Linked DNA regions of Homo sapiens: regions 1, 2, 3, 5 and 6 are each linked to region 4. A link is a contact called in ENCODE Hi-C or POLR2A ChIA-PET data. All regions are on one chromosome and are shown on one strand. Each heading gives the region's core, a stretch centred on a gene start or an enhancer-like site at or near the end of the contact. The rest is flanking DNA. Distances are from core to core; before and after follow the strand shown. Region 1 has its middle 63 kb from the start of WDR26. Region 2 has its middle 26 kb from the start of LINC01703. Region 3 holds the start of LINC01703 (long intergenic non-protein coding RNA 1703). Region 4 has its middle 17 kb from the start of LBR. Region 5 has its middle 30 kb from the start of SDE2. Region 6 holds the start of CNIH3-AS1 (CNIH3 antisense RNA 1).

What was found. A loop is a pair of places that touch in the nucleus more often than their neighbours do. ChIA-PET counts read pairs that join two places held with the same protein, here RNA polymerase II (POLR2A). Pooled maps may share reads with other maps.
Region 1: a map of prostate gland shows a loop between it and region 4 (5-fold over the local background). The contact joins two enhancer-like sites. A Hi-C loop is called at or near these places in 1 of 168 maps with a recorded cell type or tissue (prostate gland), 3 of 37 single-sample maps with no recorded cell type and 7 of 50 pooled maps.
Region 2: a loop to region 4 is called in a map with no recorded cell type, with 7 times the contacts of the local background. The contact joins two enhancer-like sites. A Hi-C loop is called at or near these places in 3 of 37 single-sample maps with no recorded cell type and 6 of 50 pooled maps. POLR2A ChIA-PET finds 5 or more read pairs at or near these places in 4 of 52 experiments (B cell, GM12878, PC-3 and 1 more).
Region 3: a loop to region 4 is called in a pooled map, with 3 times the contacts of the local background. The contact joins the promoter of LINC01703 here to the enhancer-like site in region 4. A Hi-C loop is called at or near these places in 2 of 50 pooled maps. POLR2A ChIA-PET finds 5 or more read pairs at or near these places in 6 of 52 experiments (CD4-positive, alpha-beta T cell, OCI-LY7, PC-9 and 3 more).
Region 5: a loop to region 4 is called in a pooled map, with 7 times the contacts of the local background. The contact joins two enhancer-like sites. A Hi-C loop is called at or near these places in 3 of 50 pooled maps. POLR2A ChIA-PET finds 5 or more read pairs at or near these places in 2 of 52 experiments (OCI-LY7 and RWPE1).
Region 6: a pooled map shows a loop between it and region 4 (4-fold over the local background). The contact joins the promoter of CNIH3-AS1 here to the enhancer-like site in region 4. A Hi-C loop is called at or near these places in 2 of 50 pooled maps. POLR2A ChIA-PET finds 5 or more read pairs at or near these places in 3 of 52 experiments (Caco-2, H1 and activated CD4-positive, alpha-beta T cell).

What each region holds. Positions count from the first base shown.
Region 1 is chr1:224,496,896-224,499,595 of GRCh38, forward strand. It overlaps a transcript of CNIH3 not described here. Among named protein-coding and RNA genes, the nearest start is that of WDR26, 63 kb to the left of the region's middle. RefSeq lists enhancers at 910-1,439, 1,165-1,364, 1,440-1,971. Within about 2 kb of position 1,421, at least 30 of the 41 ENCODE cell types and tissues checked have a DNase peak (open chromatin) inside an H3K27ac peak, as active enhancers do; they include prostate gland, where a contact is called at or near this core.
Region 2 is chr1:226,108,564-226,111,263 of GRCh38, forward strand. No RefSeq gene overlaps it. Among named protein-coding and RNA genes, the nearest start is that of LINC01703, 26 kb to the left of the region's middle. RefSeq lists silencers at 1,444-1,543, 1,624-2,083, 2,464-2,513. Within about 2 kb of position 1,373, at least 39 of the 41 ENCODE cell types and tissues checked have a DNase peak (open chromatin) inside an H3K27ac peak, as active enhancers do; they include B cell and GM12878, where a contact is called at or near this core.
Region 3 is chr1:226,082,144-226,084,843 of GRCh38, forward strand. LINC01703 (long intergenic non-protein coding RNA 1703) reads left to right here and starts at 1,432. Exons shown (of 4, transcript NR_146920.1): 1 at 1,432-1,825. RefSeq lists an enhancer at 411-1,278 and silencers at 1,093-1,142, 1,253-1,832.
Region 4 is chr1:225,443,731-225,446,430 of GRCh38, forward strand. No RefSeq gene overlaps it. Among named protein-coding and RNA genes, the nearest start is that of LBR, 17 kb to the left of the region's middle. RefSeq lists enhancers at 906-975, 1,476-1,525, 2,421-2,700 and a cis regulatory region at 1,080-1,619. Within about 2 kb of position 1,306, at least 31 of the 41 ENCODE cell types and tissues checked have a DNase peak (open chromatin) inside an H3K27ac peak, as active enhancers do; they include B cell, CD4-positive, alpha-beta T cell, GM12878 and 3 more, where a contact is called at or near this core.
Region 5 is chr1:226,027,669-226,030,368 of GRCh38, forward strand. No RefSeq gene overlaps it. Among named protein-coding and RNA genes, the nearest start is that of SDE2, 30 kb to the left of the region's middle. RefSeq lists an enhancer at 2,530-2,579. Within about 2 kb of position 1,448, at least 8 of the 41 ENCODE cell types and tissues checked have a DNase peak (open chromatin) inside an H3K27ac peak, as active enhancers do; they include OCI-LY7, where a contact is called at or near this core.
Region 6 is chr1:224,729,324-224,732,023 of GRCh38, forward strand. It overlaps CNIH3-AS1 (CNIH3 antisense RNA 1), which reads right to left and starts at 1,269. Exons shown (of 3, transcript NR_187293.1): 1 at 975-1,269. CNIH3 (cornichon family AMPA receptor auxiliary protein 3) reads left to right here. Exons shown (of 6, transcript NM_152495.2): 4 at 1,139-1,251.

The sequences.
Region 1 (2,700 bases), core at 171-2,670, 950 kb before region 4:
CATATGTCCACACAAAAACTTGTACAATAATGTTCATAGCAGCGTTATTCACAATAGCTGAAAGGGGGAAGCAACTCAAGTGTTCTTTGATGGATGAATGGATAAACAAAATGTGGTATATCCATACAATGGAATATTATGCAGCCATAAAAAGGAATGAAGTACTATTATATGCTACAACATGGATGACTCTTGAAAACATGCAGTGAAAGAAGCCAGTCACAAAAAAACTACATTTTATGATTCCATTAATATGAAATGTTCAAATAGGCAAATCTATAGAGACAGAAAGTAGAGGAGTGGTTGTCAGGGAGAGAGGCATAGGGAGGAATTGGGAGTGACTGCTAATAGGTACAAGATTTCTTCCTGGGGTGATGAAAATGTTCTAGAATTAGCTAGTGGTGATGTTTGCACAACATAGTGAATATACTAAAAACCACTGAACTGTATACTTTAACAAATGATAGATTTTATGTTTACTTTAAAAAATGATAGATTTTATGTTATGTGAATGATATGTTGATTTTTAAAGTCTAGGAATTAATCAATTATACTGTGATGGAATATGATATTTTAAGTCAGAAATTTACTTGTGGCATCATCTTCACTGTTCATCTGTAGAATCAGGAGAAGTGATGTTTCCTAGGTTGCTGTGAAGATTAGATAAGATAATGCATATGACAGACTTAGCTGCAAGAATATGGGTTGGGAACCCTTTGTTGTTATAGATGCATTTCTAAAGCAACTTTTTTTATGTGTTGCTGTTTGTTGGAGCCCTCCAGGAGGATCTTGGCACTGAGAGAAATCCCTAAACTAGAGTCATGGCTGAAGAGTGCTGAACACTTCCTGCACTGCTGGCTGTATGGTGGTCAGATGCTCCTGACTATGACCCTGCAGTGAAGCCCGGATCTGGGCAAAACTGAGAAGTAGTTGACACTTGCATCTCTTTCCTGACTGTCTTTTCTGGCCTGGTAGTCTTTTGGGTTATAATTCAGCATCTCTTCCATCTGCATGTCTCAAGTGATTAGTATTTTCCAAAGTGAGCTCATCACATTAATCATATTAGGGTATGAGCAGCCCTTTTAAGCTGTATTTGTATCTTACAGGAAGACCAGAAAAGCTCAGAAGGAGGAAGAATCTTCAGGCACTGTGCAAAGGGAGGGCAGGGAGAGGGGGAAGTTATTCTGCAGCAGCAGTGCCTTCCTGGGCATCCTGAAACCACCCTGATTCAGGGCCCATCTGGCCTCCTCATCTCAAGGCCAGTCTTGCTTGGCCTGTGCTCACTGCTGCCACTGCAATGCCATCTGGAAGAGAAAATCAGGACAATGGCTTCAGTTTCTTGCTCTCTTAGGATTAGGCTAACATGGAGGCCCCAGCAGCCCCAGCAAAAGCAGCAGTGATGGTGGTGGCGGTAGGGGTGTCATTAGCAACACTAATGAATCACTGCTGGGCCCGGTTCTCTTCTCTGACTCAGCTTGAAACTTCTTTCAGTTAACAGGAAGCCAGTAACCAGTAAAGTCAAAAGCTTATATGCAACTCTCTGGATTGGAAACCACTGGGGTGTTTTTTAAGCTTCTATTTCTAAAATAAGAAGGGAAACCAATGGACAGAAGCTTCCCTGTCTTCTTTGATGCAGATAAACTATGTTGGTAGAGGGTGATTGTGAGCTGGGGCCCTTGTTTCTTATGAAACTAAAAAATTCTACATGAGTTTACAAAAACAGGAAGCTGGCAGTGAAAGCTATTGGAATTATGTAAATGAAACAGTCAGTTTGGAATGCAGGTGGGAGTGTGCCTGTGGGAAAGAATGGAGAATGCATCAGAACACGGGCAGCCAGGTTACCATGCGCTGCTTCAGCACAGGGGAAGATGCGGGGGGCAAGGAACCTTCACTGCCCTGGCGTCATCAGCCCAGTGCTGCAACAGTGCAGCAGAAAGGGCAGCGGGGAAAGGCGACAGGAAGAGGAATCAAGACACTTACATTGCTCTAGGAGAGATTCGCATTTTTTTGTGGATCTGAGGATGGGAGCTCTGGGAGCTCTGGAGCCTCTTCCTGTCCGCAGGCACTGCAAAGCTTTAGCACACCAGTAGCTCCCCAGAGGGCTGGGAACCCATGCCAGGACTGGCACCCGCTCCGGGAAGGGGTGCTGGGAGTGCCATGATTTAGATCAGTGATTCACAAACTTTTGGTAGTGAAGACACTCCGTTAAAGCTTATTGTTTTGGGGTTGTATCCTACTCCCCGCCTTTTAAAAATGTTAGTTAAAAATTTAAATTAAAATGGACTTTGTTTTAAAATTAAAAATTTCCTGTTGTTTGAAGCTTCTATGACAACTGGGTAGCCTTCTGAGGTATTGTAATACAGTATTAGGATTTGGACTCTCTGCTGTATACACTAAGCTCTTAAGGGTGAAGGGCAGGCCATTGGTTCTGATAAGAAGAGAGGTTGCCATAGGTATCTCTGCTTTCTTACTCTTCCCCACTCCAGGCCATGTGGACATCTGGAGATATTTGATAAAATGTCCTTTACCAGCCGAGACTCATGACTAATCAATCGTTGTTTTTGTTGGTTTGCTTCTAATCCCTCTCCCTTCCAGTCTATCTTTCATCCTGCCATCAATTTCCTAAAACAGATTTGATGTGCCACCTCCCTCCTCAACAGTTTTCAATGGGATTTCCTACTGCCTGCATAAAGTCTAATG
Region 2 (2,700 bases), core at 123-2,622, 660 kb after region 4:
GATCTCGGTTCATTGCAAACTTCGCATCCCGGGTTCAAGCGATTCTCCTGCCTCAGCCTCCTGAGTAGCTGGGATTACAGATGTGTGCCACCATGCCCAGCTAATTTTTGTATTTTTAGTAGAGACAGGGTTTCACCATGTTGGCCCGGCTGGTCTCAAACTCTTGATCTCAGGGGATCCACCCGCCTCAGCTCCCAAAGTGCTGGGACCCCCCACCGGCCTAATTTTTGTATTTTTAGTAAAGCTAAAAATACATGTTGGCCAGGCTGGTCTCCAACTCCTGGCCTCAAGTGATCCACCAGCTTCAGCCTCCCAAAGTGCTACCATTACAGGCGTAAGCCACCCTACCGGCCAGCCTGGCTAATTTTCCAAAAAAAAAAAAAAAAAAAGTATAGAGATGGGGAGGGGATGGGCTGGCTTGCGATGTTGCCCAAGCTGGTCCTGAACCCCTGGCCTCAAGTGATCCTTCCACCTTGGCCTCTCAAAGTGCTGGGATTAAAAGGCATGAGCCACTGAGGTAGGCCCCTGGCTTCCACTAGGCACCTCCTCTTCACTCTGCTCCATCCACTCTGGCCTCCCTGCTCTTCCGGGAACACAGCAGGCCGCCGGATATCTGTGTGGGTGGCTTGCTTGGTTCCCTCTGGCCTTTACTCAAAAATCACTGTAGCCTTCTCAGTGAGGCCTTTCCAGGCACCCTATCCAACACTTAACTTCTCCTACACACACATTTCATATCCTTCTTCCCTGTGGTTATTTTTTCCCCTTAGCTTGATCACTATTTAACATATTTTACATTTTACTTTGGTTGCTCTGTCTCTCCCATTACAATACAAACTCTAGGAGCGCAGGGATTTTTGTGTTTGTTTTTGCTCCGTATCCCCAGTTCCTAGAATAGTGCCTAGAATAGGACCTATTAGGCGCTCAATAACTATTTTAAATGAATGAATGGATGGCTTCCAGGTAGGGAGAACAGTTGGAACAAATGCAGCTGTTCCCTTCAGAAGCCTGAAGCCTGAGCTGGGGCGTCCGGACCGCTCCATGGGGTATGCGGTCTCCATGGGGTATGCGGTCGAGCTGGGCACTGACACTTCCCTACTTTGGAACTGTGCTATGGGCAAGATGGGAGCAGGCGCTGAATCCGTGGCGCATGGGGAAAGCGGCGGTCGGAGTGGGGCTTCCTGGCCTGTCACCTCCTCCTGAGCTGCTGCGAGGAGAGGCGCGTTGGCCTCCTGGGCCACAGCTGCCTCCCTGCCCAGGGAATCCCGGGAGATGCGAATATCGAAGAACTCTGAAAATCAAATCGCATTTCTAAACGCCAGGTGGAGATTTGTTTTGAGGTTCCTAAATGACAGATGTCCCGGCGGAGGAGCGCAGAGGAGGGCGGGCCAGTTGCGTCGGGAGAGGAGGAGCCGCAGGCTGGGAGGCGCGCGCGTCACTCGCGGGCAGGGGCTGGCTGGCCGGGCGCGCGGCCGGGCGGGGGCTGCTCCGGGGAGCGCGGGGGCGGGGGCGTGCGCGTGGCCGGGCGTGCGCGCGACCACCCGGGGCGTCCAGGCTGCCCGCGCGCGCCCAAGCCCTGCTTAAAAAAGGGAGCCCCGAGCCCGCGCCCTCCGCCCGGTGCGTCCCGCGGGACGTTCCAAGAGCAGTGCGGAGAGCGCGTGGGCCGCGGCGGAGGCCGGGCTGGGGGGCGGGTTCGCGGCAGTTCCCCCCGGCTCCCCGGCAGTTCCCCCCGGCTCCTCTGCCGCCTGGCCCGGGAGCTGCCCTTTATTTATTTATTTCAGTGGGCAAAGCGGGGTCATTTGTGTTGAGGACGCAAATCTTTCCAGGAAGTTTGTGCCTATTAATATTTCAGTTCCTGGCAGCCGCCTCGAGTGCGGGGCGGGGGAGTTCAGTGCTGCGGGGGAGGGAGGCGCCTGCAGCTGCCCTGGCCCACTGGCCTCGGCTGGCCGCTTGCGGCGAGGCCGAGGGGCAGCCCCTGGGCCTCCTGGGCGCCCCCCGACCCCCGCCACCACTGGGGAAGGCAGGGCCGGCGCGGACCCCCAGAGGCGCGCGGATCCCCAGAGGCAAGCCGACCTGCTTCCGGAGCCACGCGCGGGGCGAAAGAGGCGGCCCCGGATGCTGCGACCAGAGCGAGGGCGCCAGCTCGGGGCTTCCCGGAGCGGGGGCGGAGGAGGCAGCAGCCCGGAGAGGCTGCTTAGCCACCAGATGTCCGCGGGTGGCCCGCGCGGCGCGGGCGGAGGAAGGAAGGGCGGCTCTAGGGGCGTCCTGGCTAGTCGTCCGCGACCGCGCTCTCGGGTAGCCGGGGATGGCGGGGCCTGGGGCCCGGGGCCTTGCTGACCTTGCTCCAGCCACACAGCCGGAGGGAGCTGCAGCAGAAACTTGCCATTTTAAAGCTCGGCTACCCCTCACCACCACCTGGCAAGATTGTCATCATCTCCAATCTACAGAAGCGGAAGCCGGAGCTAAATAGCCTGCTAGAGGTCACGGTGCTGCTGCCCAACGGCGGGAGCCCGGATTTCTGACATGTCTTGCAAGAAAGAGTCCCTTGGAAGCAAATGCAATTATATTCTTCTGTGGTATCAACCAACAGAATCCCCCCACTAAGGGGAACTCAAGATACCGATGGAACTCTAGGCTGGAGCGGCGGGAGTTTGCCAGATACTCGTAATCTTCGTTCCCCAGCATAAGTGCCTGCTCACTCTT
Region 3 (2,700 bases), core at 182-2,681, 640 kb after region 4:
ATCGCGCCATTGCACTCTAGCTTGGGCAACAAGAGCGAAACTCAGTCTCAAAAAAAAAAAAAAAAAAAAGGCCGATCCAATTTGTTAAATGTGTGTATGTATGTATTTTTAGTTTTTGAGACGGAGTTGCTCTGTTGTCCAGGCTGGAGTGCAGTGGCACAATCTTGGCTCACTGCAACTTCTGCCTCCCGGGTTCAAGTGATTCTCGTGCCTCAGCCTCCCGAGTGGCTGGGACCACAGGTGCGTGTCACCACGCCTGGCTAATTTTTGTATGTTTAGTAGAGACAGGGTTTCGCCATGTTGGCCAGGCTGGTCCCAAACGCCTGATCTCAGGTGATCCGCCCGCCTCATCCTCCCAAAGTGCTGGGATTACAGGCGTGAGCCACCACGCCCGGCCAGTTTCAAACATTTGCAAGGTCTATATGTTGTATATGAATTAGTAAAAGAAACATTACACATCAAACCTGTGATTTCGTATAACACCTCTAAATTTGAGTCAATTAAAACATCGTAATAATAAGAGTTCAGTTTTACAATTAGTGCTGGCAAGGCAAAAATAACGAAAGTGGTAGGAGGTCCGGGGATTATGTGAGAGAACGCATGACAAATGTTTAGCACAGAGCCGGGCACACACAGTGAGGGCTCAATTCACGGTGGATTTTATTTGGTCATCATCATCACATTTGGAGCTGAAATAGAACAGTTCTGATTCCAAGTGAAGGGGAGGTAGAGTGGAGGGGGTGGGGAGGGCTAGCTTGGATTTCTGCTAAGATGTCACAGCCTCGGATACCCTCAAGGCATGCCATGCCCGGGCTTAGCTGGGTGAGGGGCCTGTGAAGCTTGTTGGTGTGTAAGAGACCTCGGTGGCATCACTGTCAGCGCAGCCGAAGCCACCACGCTAGCTCCAGACTGGTCAGCAGATGGCCGCGCACCAGGCCCTTCCTGCGGCCCGGGCGACTCGTCTCTTAGTGGAGGAAGTAGCCGGCCCCGGACACACTCCTGAGGAGCGCTGCCCGCAGTCTCGGGAAACGGGGCGTGGGGCCAGCTGCTCCTTCCAACTCCTCCTCGGGGGCAGCATGAGGGAGGGTCGCTGTCAGGGCCTCGAGGACTAAGGGTTCAGGGTGCCCGCCGCTCGTCCCCTCCCCCCTCCCCCCCAGGTCGTGGAGGCCGGTCCCCAGCATCTCTCCAGCGTCCCCACTGTCGTGGCTCCGGGGCGGGCTTCTCCCTTTTCAGGCATTTCTGAAATCGCCGCCTCACCCGGGCTCTCTTCCTCCGGCTCGCCCTCCCCAGCCCCAGGTGCCAGAGAGAACTTTCCCCAAAACGCGAAACTGATCCTTTCAGACGCCTCGCGTTCGCCCAACAGCACCTCTAGCCTCGGTCGTTGTCACGTGACGCGGCCCCAAGGCCCAGGCCACGCCCCCGGAGCTCGCCACGCCCACCGGGTCCGCCCCCACGCGGCCGCCTGCACAGGGGGTTCCAGCCACCCGCGCTCTCCCAGGTTTGCCGACCTTACGGGCCCTTCTCCGCCAGCCCTGGCTGGGTCACCCCCACGACCCGGGACTCCCCCGCCGTTCCCTCCCGGGCTGCCTGCAGTGAGGTCCGCTCCTGAGGCCTCAGCCTCGCCGGGGGTAGGGCCCTCTCCCGCCGTCGCCGCAGCTCCTTTCCGTCCCGGGGCCTGGGGGGCACCGTCCCACGGGTGAGGGCCGCCTCCAGCGCCTGGCCCAGCCATGCGAACGCCTGGAGCCCGCGAGCTGCAGCTGCGGCCCTGAAGGTGCCGCATATCCTGCCGAGTGGGTGAAGCGTGGCACTTTGGAAAACAAATCGGGTTAGTGCTCAGCAGCCTCCGGGCCGATGGGTGGGGATGTCATACTATGAACTGAGAGCCCGCGAGCTGGAAAAAACAGTGCCAGTCCTGCCCGCGCGTCGCGGGACTCAGTAATTCCCGGCTCCGCAGCGCTCGAGCCTGTTCTCCGCAGCTTCATACCCTCTGCCCCGCGAAAGTGACCTCAGGGGCCGGGCGTGTTGGCTCACGCCTGTAATCCAGCACTTTGGGAGGTCAAGGCGGGCGGCTCAGTTGAGGCCAGGAGTTCGAGACCAGCCTGGCCAACAGGGCGAAAACCCATCTCTACTAAAAATACAAAAATTAGCCAGACGTGGTGGCGCACACCTGTAACCCCCAGCTACTCAGGAGGCTGAGGCAGGAAAATCACTTGAACCCGGGAGGCGGAGGTTGCAGTGAGCCGAGATCACACCACTGCACTCCAGCGTGGGTGACAGAGCGAGACTCCGTCTCAAAAAAGAAAGAAAGAAAAAGAAAAGAAAAAAGTGAGGCCGGGCACAGTGGCTCACGCCTATAATCCCAGCAATTTGGGAGGCCTAGGCAGGTGGATCACGAGGTCAGAAGTTCAAGACGAGCCTGGCCAAGATGGTGAAACCCCGTCTCTACTAAAAATTCAAAAATTAGCCGGGCATGGCTGGGCGCAGTGGTTCACACCTGTAATCCTAGCACTTCAGGAGGCCAAGGCAGGTGGATCACTTGAGGTCAGGAGTTCGAGACCAGCCTGGCCAACATGGTGAAAACCCATCTCACTAAAAATACAAAAATTAGCCGGGCTTGGTGGCAGGCGCCTATAATCCCAGCTACTTGGGAGGCTGAGGGAAGAGAATCACTTGAACCGTGGAGGCAGAGGTTGCAGTGAG
Region 4 (2,700 bases), core at 56-2,555:
GATGTCCCCCTTGGTGCCATGGGCTGTGCCCATGTGCGCTAAATACACATGATCAGCCTATTGCTGTTTGGCCAGCTGTCTTTTTTTTTTTTTTTTTTTTTTTTTTTTTTGAGATGGAGTTTCGCTCTTTTTGGCCAGGTTGGAGTGCCATGGTGCAATCTCAGCTTACTGCAACCTCCACCTCCTGGGTTCAAATGATTCTCCTGCCTCAGCCTCCCAAGTAGCTGGGATTACAGGCATGCACCACCATGCCAAGCTAATTCTGTATTTTTAGTAGAGATAGGGTTTCACCATGTTGGCCAGTCTGGTCTCGAACTCCTGACCTCAGGTGATCCGCCTACCTCTGCTCCCGAAGTGCTGGGATTACAGATGTGAGCCACCATGCCCAGCCACCCAGCTGTCCTTTTAGGACACTTTCTGTACTCTCTGTAATAACAGAAGTCCCACACCAGGGCTGACTTTATAGAACCCTAGTTCCAAACTCTCTTAGTTCTGTCAGGAAAGCATTTGCATTTTTTTTTCTCCCCCGAGACAGGGTCTTGCTCTGTCACCCATGCTGGAGTGCAGTGGTGTGATAGCTCACTGCAGCCTCAAACTCCCCCAGCTCAAGCAATCCTCCCACCTCAGCCTCCCAAGTAGCTGAGACTACAGGCATAAGCCACCACACCTAGCCAGAAAAACTCTTTCTTTCTTTCTTTCTTTTTTTTTGAGATGGAGTCTTGCTCTGTCACCCAGGCTGGAGTGCAGTGGCTCGATCTTGGCTCACTGCAATCTCTGCCTCTCAGGTTCAAGCAATTCTCCTGCCTCAGCCTCCCAAGTAGCTGGGATTACAGGCATGCGCCATCACGCCCAACTAATTTTTGTATTTTTAGTAGAGATGGGGTTTCACCATGTTGGCCAGGCTGGCCTCGAACTCCTGACCTCAGGTGATCTACCAGCCTTGGCCTCCCAAAGTGCTGGGATTACAGGCGTGAGCCACCGCACCCGTGCCAGAAAAGCTTTTTTCTTAATAGCTCCCCTGGGAACCTCAGTTCTACCACCGAAGGTATACAATCACTCCAACAGATAACAAATCGACATTGTCGTGCATAAATGTAGAGCTGATCCGTATTTCATGTCAAAGGCCTGGACTGTGTGAAATTGGCTGGTATTTGTTCCAGAAGCACTTGTTCATGTTGAAGATGGGGCAGTTCTGAGTGGGTTAGCAGGCTGACGAGCTTGGCTCAGAAGCCGCTCACTATTGTTTGGGCTTTGCTTTTGACTTCACATCCTGAAATAAATGGTCGTTGCAGACCAGGCACGTGAGCAGGAAGTGGGCAGGGCTTAAAACACAGAGAAGTCATAACCTCTGCGGTTTGGTTCATGTTGTAATATGAAAACCAGGAAGCTTATCTTGCAGGAGGCTGATGTGTAAAAGTTCAGAATGGAGTGGAGCCCTCCCTCTTGGCACCCTATGCGCGGAGTCACCCTTTGTCTGCCACAGGAAGCACCCAGGTCCTGGCAGCTAGAAAACTGTAACAACTTGGAAACATTTCCCAAAATGTCATCATGGCATCAAAATGAGACAATCAATTTCTTGCAAAATTGTTTGCAAGAATACAATTTGATCAAAAGTAGAGTTAGACTTTTTTTTTTTTAAGACAGTTTCGATCTTGTTACCTAGGCTAGAGTGCAATGGTGATCTCTGCTTACTGCAACCTCTGCCTGCCAGGTTCAAGCGATTCTCTGCCTCAGCCTCCTGAATAGCTGGGACTACAGGTGTGCGCCACCATGCCCAGCTAATTTTTGTATTTTTAGTAGAGACGGGGTTTCACCATGTTGGCCAGGCTGGTCTGAAACTCCTGACCTCAGATGACCTGCCTGCCTCGGCCTCCCAAAGTGCTGGATTGTAAGCGTGAGCCACTACGCCCAGCCGAGTTAGACTTTCTCTAAGAACAGCCCCTCTGTGTGTTTTAACTTAAGTGAGAAACAACATGGGTGAGTCAGTGGTTGAAGGCAAGAGAGACACGGGAGAGACACTGATGCCCTGTCCATCCCTTCTCTGGGCCTCAGGGCATTCCAGCAGGTAGAGAACTCCACCCTCCTGCCTGCCTATCAGTCTGCTTGGTCTTGAAAGTCTGCTGCACAGAGTGGGTAGTGGCCATCTGAATCAGTGCTAACACAAAAGCTAGACAGCAATGCTTACAGGCTAGCCAGGAAAATGTTTTTACCAGAAAATTGCTTGAGAAGAGAACACAGAGTTTCAGTAGGGACATGACGATTGAGGATGGAAATGCTTGGTGAAGCAGAACATCCTGGCGTAGCCACAAGAAAACACAATAACCTTAAGGCAGTCACTCGAAGGCATCCTGGAGCCCCAGGCAGGGAGCATTTCACTTCACCAAGGCGTCTGGGGCCATCAAGTGGGAGAAAAAACTGAAGCCTAAAGCTCCTGCTACTGCTCTCTGAGCTCCCAGATCCCTGTACCTGACACCTGCCACACCTGGCTCGGCAGGTAACTAAGACTGGAAGAACCAGATGAGGAGTGGCTCTGCCACACTTATTTGAGAAAATGTCTGAGTAGTATCTGTCCAGCTAGGTCTTCCTGAGTTTCCCATGGCTCTTAAAGATTAGACATCATTAACTGAGTTTCCCAGCAGCACACCTGCCTGAGGTAGATTACAGTGTGGACTATTCCCTGTGAGAAGCTTCCTGCAGCAT
Region 5 (2,700 bases), core at 198-2,697, 580 kb after region 4:
CCCAAAGAAGCCCTTGGCCTTGTGAACATGTCTTGCTCATTTCTGAATGATATTTCATGTACCTGGGAGTAGCTCCCAGAAGAAAATGCTCCACCCACAACTGGGTGGCTTCCTTAAAACCTTGCAAAACCAGCTTGAAAGAACTAAAAGAATAATTTAGGTAGAAAAGTCATTGGCTTGAACTCCATCCACCAAAACTGCTTTGTGTTTTCTTAGCTGGAGAATCCAGAGAAGTGTCATTTTTCCTATTATTGTTGGCTTTGCATTGTTTGAAACAAGATGCCACTCATTATTTGCAACACATCTCTTTGGTGAGTCCATGACACACTGTGGGCGTGGGACCTACACACTCACATTCCCTGAATAATGTATGTTTCCTTTGGTAGTGTTTATACAGCCTAATGTTACACATGGGCGAAGGTGGAGCGCTGTTCTACCTATTGAGAACAGTCTAAGGTGAGAGGCCAAATCATAGATCAATGACAGGCTCTGTAGGACAGCAGACAGTGTTGCTCTTTCAGATGTGGAGAGGGAGAAGAGATTCCACTTTTCCGGTCTAGCCAATATGGGGCAACAGACATCCGACAGCAGTGTCATAAACCTTGAGCAAAAACTCAGGACAAGGGATAGCCAGCTATTTTAGAAGCTTTGAAGCTGCATATTCATCTGGAGGCCAATGTGTTCGTGTTCTTCTGAAAATGAAAACCACTCTCTTTCCTAACATGGATAACACTCTAACACTCCCGTGGGAACGAGATTGGAAGCTTTCTGCCCCAGGTCACAGTGGGTGACCAAAGAAGGCCGCTCCAAACACTGAAGCATCCTGGTGGTTTACTTAACAGGATCGAAGCAAAGCCAGCTCTCACCGCAGCAGCCTTCTACCAGTCACTAAATGATGGCAGGGCCAGCAGACTCTGTCAACTCCTGTGGTTGCCCGAATCTGATCTTCACCTCATATCCACCTTTCCCAGGCACAACCCAGAGTTCAAACTTTTGCCCTCTCCAAATTCAGATGAAGGGATCGGGTGCAGTGGCTCACGCCCATAATCCTAGCACTTTGGAAGGCCAAGGCAGGCAGATCACTTGAGGTCAGGAGTTCGAGACCAGCCTGGCCAACATGGCAAAACCCCGTCCATGCTAAAAATACAAAAATTAGCCGGGCATGGTGGTGCGTGCCTGTAATCCCAGCTACTTGGGAGGCTGAGGCACAAGAATCACTTGAACCTGGGAGGTGGAGGTTGTGGTGAGCTGAGATCGGGCCACTGCACCCCAGCCTGGGTAACAGAGCAAGACTCTGTCTCAAAAAAAAAAAAAAAAATCAGATGAAGGGATCCAATCATCTCCCAGAAAAAATGCTCAGTCCTTTCACTAAATTCTCCCTATAAGATGGGAATTTTCTCCTTGTGTCATAGAAGTGGAAACTAAAGCTCAGAAAGCTCATGTGACACAGCAGGTCAGAGGCGGTGCCAGGAGAGAAACCCAGGTCTGTGTGACTCCAAAGGTCACGTTCTTTTCACTTCCTCATTTTCCACCAAAAAAAAAAAAAAGTACCAGTTTTACACATAAACAAATACTGTTGTCCATTGACACTTCGGTATTAGCAGGTTCTGAGTTTCACTCTAATGGAGCTCATTGGGCCTGACTGGGTCTAGTTAGAGGTGGCAAGTATGTTAACGATATGAGGCCAGAGAGTTCTCCGCCCCTTAAGAAGCAATAACTTTATTCCTGGCCAAGGATGATGAGTTGACTATGTTCTTTGGACCCTTTGTCACGGCAAGGTATAATTCTCAATCTAGACTAGACAGATTGGCTGGCGCTATCACTTGGAAAGAAAGGAGTTTACTCCTCTTTGATGTCCTCCTTTGTGTCTGGAAGCAATCAATATAAAATTTATTTAGCCTTATCTTCTGTAACAAACCAAAGAGGGGAAAGTGTCCCAGAGAAGGCCGCGGGCACTTACTCACCCTTATTAATTCCATGTAACAACTGAGAGGCACTTTGAGCCTCTTAACCAAAAGCTTCACATCTTCAGATGCCAAGCCTCCAGCAGCAGGGCCACATGGCTCAAGCAGACAGGGAGCAGACTGGAAGTAGGCTGGAAGCCAACCTGAGCACAGCACCATGTCTCCAGGACCAGGCGGCACAGAAACTTGAGGCCACCTGTTCATCCACTGTATTTTTACCTATTTTTAAAATGTTCAACTCTCAGGGCTGGTGTTAGATGCTTATGATGCCACCAGGTAAGCCCACAGGTGCCAAAACATTATGTGCTTCTGCTTTGATATTCTCTGATGGATATTGCTGGCCCCAGCTCCCCTCTGGTACTTGGGGGGAAGTGGAAGAAGAAGAAAGATGAGCTGGTTGTTCTTGCTGCTGTTTCTCCACGATGAGACAGAATGAAAACCCTCTTTGGTTCCCTTCTGAATCCACCATCTGAGGACCAAGATATTCTCGGCTTGAATGAAATCAAAGTGGTTTAAATTAAAACTAATTATATCTGCTTTTAGAAACTGTAGGAATAGGCCAGGTGCGGTAGCTCACGCCTGTATTCCCAGCACTTTGGGAGGCCGAGACAGGCAGATCACCTGAGCTCAAGAGTTCAAGACCAGTCTGGGCAACATGGTGAAACCCCGTCTCTACTAAAAATACAAAAATTAGCCAGGCGTGGTGGTGCGTGCCCATAGTCCCAGCTACTCAGGA
Region 6 (2,700 bases), core at 19-2,518, 710 kb before region 4:
ATTGCTTGAACCCAGGAGGCAGAGGTTAGAGTGAGCCAAGATCACGCCACTGTACTCCAGCCTGGGCAACAGAGTAAGACTATGTCTCCAAAAAAAAAAAAAAAAAAAAAAAGGTAAGTGGCATTTGAGATGGGCCTTGAAGGATGTTTCAAAAGATTTTGATGGGAAGAACAAAGTATTCATGAGAGCCTAAACAATACAAAGTATATTTATATATTATATAAATAAATATATTTAGTAATATGTATCTATATCTCCCTATATAACTGGGTAAAATGGTGCATTTATATCTGTAGCCTTCCCTACTGCTGGTCTAGGTGCCAAATTTCTTCCTTACAGTTACCCTTTAGCTTACAACTTTGATTTCTGATAAAATGAAGTTACCCTTGGGAGCAGCTTTTCAATGATTTTAAGCTCCTTTTACCCATTTATACCTGTGTGGCTGGATTGGAGGTGGGAGAGCTTAGTCTTCCTGCTGGTCACACTTCCCACCATCAGGCCTTTCTTGGTCAGGATCAGTTTCTTCCCTCTTCCCCCAGAGGCTACACTGTCCCTCTTCATCATTGCTAATTGTTGTTTTTCTCGCGTTCCTCTTGCTCCATCCACCATCAGGCAAAATGCCACTGCCTTCTGAGGCTGGCCATTTTTTCCTGACCCTCCTATATTTGTGATAAATGTACATATTCACTTTAGGTTTGTGAGTTACTATAGGAGGATACACAGGGGCCAGAAAAACAAGAGCAGGGCAGTTATGGATTCATTAGAAACCCTTGCAGTATTTCTCCTAGTGGTCCTGCCTTGGGTCAGATGACACATGGGCTGGACCAGCTCTTCCAGTCTTCCCAGTGGCCATCCATGGGTGACCCCTAGGAGCAAGCGTGGTATTCTGTTAATAGTAAGCAGTGCACTGAGGGCTTGTGTCATTTGGGTTTGGGTATAATAAAAAGAGGAGTGCCATAAAAAGAAGAACTTACCAGAAATGGATCTGTGTTGGGGCAGTGGCTCTACGTTGCTGCAGGGAGGGCCTTTGTGTCAACCGTCTGTGAGAGGCAGTGTCCAGGCAGAAGTCAGCTGCCATAGAAGCAGGAGTGGCGTTTTCCTCCTCTAACTCAGGGCCGTGTCTCTGCTCCCTCTTCAGCTGGTGCTGCCAGAATACTCCATCCATAGCCTCTTCTGCATTATGTTCCTGTGTGCGCAAGAGTGGCTCACGCTGGGGCTGAATGTCCCTCTACTTTTCTATCACTTCTGGAGGTAAGTCAGACTGGGACTGGTATATCCTTCGTCTTTTCTGCCAGGGCAGCCTGCTCTCCAGTGATGATGTCACCCAAATAGACAGCTTCTATTGCCTTCCAATCATCCCTTCCTTTCTGGGTCTCTCTCTTTAAAGCCTGTTCCCAAACTGCTCTTAGGCAACAAGTCCAATAAGGAAAGGCCCTTTTTGTTGGTTTCATTAACCACAACCCCATCCCTTGTAGGTCAGTGTTAAAAGCATCTATAGTTGCATTCACAACAGCCAAAGAGTGGAACCAACCCAAATGCCCATCAGCTGATAAATGGAGAAACAAAATATGGTATATCCATACAATGGAATACTATTTGTCAATAAAAAGAAATGAAGTACTGATACATGCTACAACATGAAGCCCTAAAGAAAGTATCAGTGAAAAAAGCCAGACACAAAAGGCCACATATTTCATGATTCTATTTATAGGAAATGTCCAGGAAAGGCAAATCTATAGACAGAAAGTAAATTCATGGCTGCCAGGGGCTGGGAGGGAATGAGAATAGGGAATGACTGCTAATGGGTCAAAGGTTTTCTTTTTAGGGTGATGAAAATGTTCTGAAATTAGATAGTCATGATGGTTGCACAACTCTATGAATATACTAAAAACCACTGAATTGTACAGTTGTACACTTTAAAAGGGTGACTTTTATGGTATGTAAATTATATCTTAATAAAAAAAAAAGCACCTACCAGATGGGCTGGATTTTCTGGGACAGTTATAATTTCATAGATTCTATTCCCTGCTAAGACCATGTGTCAGATCATGTGATTTTTGGCTTTTTGTAAAATAGAGTCACCATATGGACACAGGAGGCAGAGGTGGGGGAATATCTAAATAGTAGAGAAGGTATTTGCGCAGATAAGTTGCCTGCCCTTGACCCTTTGCTGCCAGAGCATTGGACCCCAAAGTGTTTTATCATTTTTATTGTACCATAAAATCTGGCTTGAATTTAGCCACACCTAAGACATGCACTCCTTCATTTAGAAAACATACGGGATACATAGTACACGCCAGGCATTGTGAGGGATTTCACGTTAAGTGTAAAGCAAAACCTTTACCCTTAAGGAACGTACATCCTAGTGGTGGAGGGAAATATGTTCTTAACAGACATATGAGGAATACTGGTAGGAGCATAGAGAAAGAAGCACTTAAATTAGACTCAAGAGTGACATTGGAAAAGCACATTCCAGGGCGAGGGCCCAGCATGTGCAAAGGCCCAGAGTTAAGAGAACACTTGTTGTGTTTGGGAAACAGTAGTTGCTCAGTGAGGTTGGATGTAGGGTTCTTGGAGGGAAATAAGAAGAGACAGGGTTGGCAGGCAGCTGAGAGTATGGTATGGAGGGCCTGAAATGATTTGATGGGGAAGGTGGAATTAATTTATTCTCTAGGTAATGAAAAATGATCAGAAGCTTTA